2 separate regions of the Homo sapiens genome follow, and region 1 is linked to region 2. A link is a contact called in ENCODE Hi-C or POLR2A ChIA-PET data. All regions are on one chromosome and are shown on one strand. Each heading gives the region's core, a stretch centred on a gene start or an enhancer-like site at or near the end of the contact. The rest is flanking DNA. Distances are from core to core; before and after follow the strand shown.

Evidence for each region. A loop is a pair of places that touch in the nucleus more often than their neighbours do. ChIA-PET counts read pairs that join two places held with the same protein, here RNA polymerase II (POLR2A). Pooled maps may share reads with other maps.
Region 1: a map of naive thymus-derived CD4-positive, alpha-beta T cell shows a loop between it and region 2 (9-fold over the local background). The contact joins the promoter of IFT70B here to the promoter of GORASP2 in region 2. A Hi-C loop is called at or near these places in 1 of 168 maps with a recorded cell type or tissue (naive thymus-derived CD4-positive, alpha-beta T cell) and 5 of 50 pooled maps. POLR2A ChIA-PET finds 5 or more read pairs at or near these places in 1 of 52 experiments (CD4-positive, alpha-beta T cell).

Annotation. Positions count from the first base shown.
Region 1 is chr2:177,551,322-177,554,323 of GRCh38, forward strand. It overlaps IFT70B (intraflagellar transport 70B), which reads right to left and starts at 1,475. Exons shown (of 1, transcript NM_152517.3): 1 at 1-1,475. The coding sequence starts at 1,442. RefSeq lists enhancers at 475-1,279, 1,280-2,083, 1,452-1,741.
Region 2 is chr2:170,927,412-170,930,796 of GRCh38, forward strand. It overlaps GORASP2 (golgi reassembly stacking protein 2), which reads left to right and starts at 1,842. Exons shown (of 10, transcript NM_015530.5): 1 at 1,842-1,992. The coding sequence starts at 1,930. RefSeq lists a silencer at 1,621-2,320.

The DNA.
Region 1 (3,002 bases), core at 225-2,724, 6.6 Mb after region 2:
AAACCAATGGCTTCTTTGTATTTGTTTTCCTGCATGAACAGAACATGAGCCACATTCAACTTCCACACATCATGGTCGTTACAGAATTCCACAGATTTGCGGAAGATCTTTTCCACCATTGGATAATTTTCAAGATTCCAGTAGATTTTTGCCTGAGCCATCAACACAGGAATGTATTTCTCCATGGTTTCATCATATTCATTCACTGCCTTTTTGATAGCTTCATCATCTCTATTGTGTCTTGCTTCCTGTACTTGTATGGTAAGTTTCCGGAGGACCTCAGTCAGCATCCCTGCTAGCCCATCAAGCTTAATGAAAGCCTCTTCAGGAGCTGTCTGGCAAGTGATCACAGCGTCCAAGAAGTCATAGAGATAGGGTGTGAGGAACTTATAAATCAAATGGGCATTTTCTGCCAGGACATCTGCTGCCAGGTCAAAATACTCATATTTACAGTAGAGCAGCAACAGGTTGCCAAAAGTCTCTGGAGGAAAGGGATTCTGTTGGAGCAAAAACTGTAGCTTTTCAAACCCTTCTGTAGGCCTGGCATCCATGTTCATTAGTGCCTGGTTGTGTAGGGTCACAGGGTCCAACTCTTCCTCTGCCCTGGGTGGCATGTCAGTGAGGGCTTCTTGAGCTGCCTCATAGTTTCTCAGTTGGTATTCTATAGCTGCCTTAAGGTTGAAGGCTTCCACCAGAGCAGTCTGATGGAGGACTAAGGTGTTGCCAACACTGCGAACATCAATGCCCTCAGTGGTCATGCCCACACCTAGCTCAGGGTGCTGGCGGATGCCACGCTCAATAATCTCAGCGATATGCTTCAGTGCTGAAGCATACTGTCGGCTGCTGTAATAGGCCAAAGCCAGGTTGTAGGAAAGGTCAGGCTGGTAGCCCGAGGCCTGCAGGGCGGCAAAAAACTTGGAGCATGCAGCTTCATACTGTCCCTCCTTGTAGAGCAAACAACCCAGGTTGATCTGGCCATCGGTCTCATTCTCGCCCCCACTTTCCTCTCCCCCTTCCCTACTCGGCAGCTGCTCTACCAGGCTCCTGGACCCTGGCAGATCGCCCTCGCTGTACTTGATAGCAGCTTGCAGGCGGAGGACCCGGCTGTGGTAGGCGGGGTTATCCAGGAGAAGGAAGGCGACCCGGGTGGCCTCCGCATAAAGGCAGGCCTTGTACAGGGCCTGGGCCTGGTACAGGCGGTACTGCTCCAGTTCCGGGTGCAGCTGGCCCAGCTGCTCATAGCACTCGGCCGCCAGCGCGAACTCCTGCAGGCGGTAGTAGCAGTAGCCTAGCAGCGACAGGCCGGCGCGGCTCCTAGGGCTCCGCTGCAGTTCTCCGCCCAGCAGCTGCACCGCCTCGGCGTAGCGTGCATTGCGGATGAGGCGGTACACGACCGCGGTGAACTCCCCGTCGGGGATCTGCGCGCCGCTCAGGCCAGCCATAACCACCACGGCTGTTATGGGTGCGGTTACTATGGCAACAGAGCAACCGGAAGCGGAAGACTGCCGGTTTCCTTGTCGCAAGAAATCTGTTAGGAACAAAAAGGGACCACTCTCGTCAGTCTCTCAATTTCAGCTTGATCTTCAAATACTCTGGACTGCGGAGTGGCGGCATTCAGGAGGGGAAAGACTACTCCGGGCCGTTCAGAGACTGAATCTACTCGTCCCGGCATGCACCGTTCCAGTGGTTCCGCGGCGCGGGTCGTAGCCGCGCTGCATGCTGGGAGACGTAGTCCCGGCTGTACCTACCGAACCGGCGGCCCGTGGGGGTGCAGGGTAACTCTCCTTCCCTGCCTCTTAAAGATGAGGGGCGCTCACTGTGTCTGTTATGGCACCGTGGTCTCTGGCGCGGCGGAGGAAGGTTTCCGGCCCCATGTTCCTGGCGATTTTGAGCCTGGTACACGGTGTGGTCGATAATAATGCTGGCTTTTGGTTTAGTTTCAGTAAAAGAACCGGGATGGCAAAAGGCGAGTTATCTCTTGGAATTACCCTGGAATTAGAGCACGTTCTTTTTTGCACTACCCCGAGGGCACAGTTTGTAAGAACGGAATAGAGCGGCGAGCAGGAATCCTTAATTTGGTGGTTTCCAGAGGTTAATGAGGAAAAAGGACTGTGAATCTTGATTGGTACTGGGAGAGTTTCGGTTTTAGGTCCAAGTATCTCCCGCTCTTTTTTCCCGTAACAACAAATATTACTGAGTATATATTGGCGTTTACCCTTGGCCATCCCCATTGCGCTGGAGTTCCAACTTTCACTACTAGGTAGAAACGTTGGAGAAATGCATGACTTCAGTTTTTTCCAAGAGGGGAAAATCCAAGACATTAAAATGTGCTCCTTTCCCTATGCATTTTTACTCTTCTCTCTTAACTACTAAATTAGTCAGCCAGTGATGTGTGGGTGTGTGAGAGACACACATGCTCAGTTTGTACTTTTCAGCCTTCTAGGGATTTTGGATATTGAACTGATAAATATGGATTTTCTTCTGTTAAAATAAGAAAAGATTGCCTACACTTTAATTTTTTTTCCAGATTCTTAGTTTGAAGATTTCTATGCAGGTTTGCTAGACTGTACAAGATATCATTCTGGGTTTTCTTTCATTCTTTGTTATATATTTGGAATAGATGCTGTAGATTCCATGTTATTATCCTGGGGCTATTTTTGTATAATTTTTTTTCAGTTTATTAGTGGCCATGATGGGGCTGTGAAAAACTAGGGGCTTAATTATTCCATAAAATTATATTTAATCACCAATTTAAAAAATACCCCTAGATAAACTGACCTGGAGACCATAGACTTTAAGGGAGAATAAATACAATTTTTCAATCAAGAATTAGGGACATAGACAAGATAGCAAAATATGAATTTGGCTTATCCCAGTGAGGTACTTGTAAATAGTGTAGTTTTCAAGGTAACAATAATAGTTGTAATTCATTAACATCTATCATATGGTGGCCTGGGACAGAGCATTGTCTTTTGTAGTCTTCCATGATGTCCATTGGCCTC
Region 2 (3,385 bases), core at 592-3,091:
AGCCTGGGTTCTATAGGCCGCGGCTGCCATCAGACATATGGGAGACAACTGGTCCAAAAATTTTGACCACTGAACATGGCAGCAGCTTCCATCATAAAGAGGGTTATAATTGCCAAGCAGAATGAGAACATTATAATTAGATCTAGTTCTTCCATTTATTCTCTTGCATTAAATGTATTAATTTGTTGAATTAGCTGCTAGGCATTCTGGTAAATATCAAGAACATAGAGCCAACTCCACTGCAGACCCTGTCCTTGAGGAGCCTAATAACTGGAGATTTCATTTATGGATTTATGGATTTATTAGGCCTCCTAAAAATCTGCTATTCACTTACCGATAGCAAAGAAAATTATTTTTAAATTTTAAATAATATTTTCTTATTACAAAAGCACTTCATGAGCATCATAGAATATGGAACCAGCCAAAACAAAAAATAAAATATCTCTGTCACCACCCAGAGATCACCACTGTAACCCTTGGTTCATATTCTCCTCCCACATCTTCATATGCATACATACATATTAATCTGTATTTTGAGGACATGTTTTTCATTTTGTCTACAGACACATCCCGTCTTGTAACCAGCTTTTAAAAAAGACAATAATTTCCACGTTTCCATGTGAATAACTACTCTTCTAATACTCAGTACATATTCAAATTTCTCCAAATGAACCAAAAATGTCCTTTACGCTTATTTCTCCAAGTTGGCCCCCAACTCAAGCCCTTGCAATGTGTCTCTTGGTTATATTCTTCGGGTTCCTTTTAATCTGGCATAGGCCCTTTCATAGGACTCTGACTCGACAAAGAGAACTGGCCAGCTGTCCTGAAGGAAGGCCCACTTCCTGTATTTGCCTGGTTCCCTGTGGTGTCATTTTACTTGCTCCTCAATTCCCCTTACTTCCTGTAAACATCAAACTCAAGATGCCATAGAGGCAAGTTAACCACCTTGGGCTAGAATACTTCATGGGCGATAGCACGTACTTTACATTGCATCACATAGGAATCCACATAATACCTGGTTGACGCAACATCAGTCCAACTGACCACAAAGCAACTAGGGGTTTCAGAGGGAGTACACGTAAGGGGCAAAAGCAGCAACGGAATACGACAACGGAATAAGCATGAATACGACCTGGCTACCTGAAGGAGGTAGGACGGGGAACCGAGCAGCAGCAGGTGGTGGAATGCCAGGGAAATCCAACCGTGCTTCCCACGCTGGCATCGCTCTGATTATGACCAATCCTCTAATCTTATTCTCACAATTAGGGAGGAAGAAAAAAAAACAAACCCAAACCAAAAAAGAAGTTGGTAGGTGACTCTGTGAGACTACTGTTTTATAAAGGGAGCGTTTCCTTTTATAAAATTTAGCTGAGCAGATGCTAGGCAGCCCACAGGAGGCCACTATTCCCCTCAGCTGTACAGTTTGGGAAAATACCTACACACCCGGAGAACAGAGAGCTTGGTGTGTGTTGAGTTCGCTCCTGTTCATCAGCAGCCCTTTCCCCGCCTCTGGCCACCAGGGGGACCTGCAACCAAGTATGTGTTCTTTCAGGCGAGCGGGAACGCGTCTGCATAAATCTAGTCCAATCCAGGGCCCCGTAGCAAGGCGCCAAAGCTGGGGGAAGCGCATTTCTGTTCTCTCGCGAGCACGACGCGGTGCCTCCCAGTCCTCCTCCGGCCCTCCCTCTCCGCCCTCCCGGCCCGCGAGCGCTCGGGCCCCTTCCAGTGGCTCGCGGCAGGTGGCGCTGTCTGCGGCGTCGCAGCGGCCCGGGCTGCAGCAGAGACGATCTCCCGGCGGGCTGTGCGGCCCGGCTCTCCGGCGGCAGCGAGTGCCACGTCCCAAGTGCTACGCGGAGGATTAGAGCAGGCGGTGCGCTGGGGGCGGGAGCAGCGCGGAGCCCGGCTCGGCCACACCGATCGCCCGCCGCCATGGGCTCCTCGCAAAGCGTCGAGATCCCGGGCGGGGGCACCGAGGGCTACCACGTTCTGCGGGTAAGGGCTCCGACGGCGGCCGGGGAGCTGCGGGCTGGAGGCGGGGCCGGCCGCGGGGAGGCGGAGGCCCCCATGGGCTCCTTCACGGGGCAGCCAGGCCCGATCCCGCGAAGGAGCGGCGGTCGCGGGCGCTGCCTTGGTCGAGGCTGGTTCCGGAGGCCGCTCGCATCCCACCTCCGCGGAGCGCCCTGGGCACGGGGTCCGCGGCTGTAGGAGGACGGGCTGGAGCTGGAGGCGGCTGCCGGCGACTCGGCCAGGGGGCGGCCCTGGGAAGGGGGGACAACCTTGCTCTTTTTCCGCACGGCCTTCTCTCTCCTCCACCCCCCCTCATTTTTAGCTTCCAAAGTTAGGAAGGGCGCGGAGGCAACGTCTCCAAAGTGGTGACTGTGAAGGCAGCCTTTGCGCTTTCCTAGGAGAGGGATCCGGACCCGCAGTCCGGAGGCGGGGCCTGCGGCGGCAGGTGTTAAATCACCTCGGCGCCGGCCGAGTGGCCTGAAAGACCAGCAGGGCAGGAGACGGAAAACCAAATGGCCTGGAAGTAGGTTCGACGGACTTAAACAGACTTGATTTTGACCAGACTTTTCCTTTCCCGTGCCACTCCTGACCCTCCCAAACCTTCTCAAGATTTCCTGGAGTGGGAACTTCCGTTCTGTTCCGATTGCTGAGGGTGTGGTTTAGATTATAAGGTTTAGATCCACAGTGGTAAAGAGGTAGTGCAGAGAAATTTTTTTTAAAAATCGGAGTATATAAAGGAAAACAACCCTAGCTTAACTTCCAGGACGCAGAGAAACATAGTATCTCAAAAGGCGTCAGCTAAGCCCCTACCTATGAACGGCCTGGGCCTGGGTGGTACAAAGCATGTGGTCTTTTCCTCATGGAACCGGGCGACTTTAGAAGTAGCATTGATGGTTGTTTGCTGTGACACCTGTGTGAGTGTTAACATGAACAGTCAACAGAGTGGCCGCAGCGTGTAGCGCCATTTAGGGGTGTAATAGAGTGTCACTCAATATTAGCTCCTCACAGGCAAGAACGTTTTCACTGAAAGTAAGAGAGTGCACTTCCTGGTGCTACCTTCATTTCCTGCCCTGGGTCCCATGTTTTAGGTGAGACACATTCTTAAATTGCCCAGCTGTCTATGTGATAGGGCTGAGACAGATCATCTTTCTGATCTTCCGGATTATCGTGTCTATTGCCTTTCCATTACACTAAAAATCCCTCCTCTGCCATACTCTTAGTAGGAAAGGGTGATTTTTTTTTTCCCCGAAAGGAAAAGGGAGCCTATAAATAAACCGTATTATCTTCCTATCCCCTTCTGCTAACCAAACACCCAAGAGCCACACTGAGAGAGGAAATGGAAGGAGAATTGTCAGTTCCCAAATGTGAGGTGAAAGCT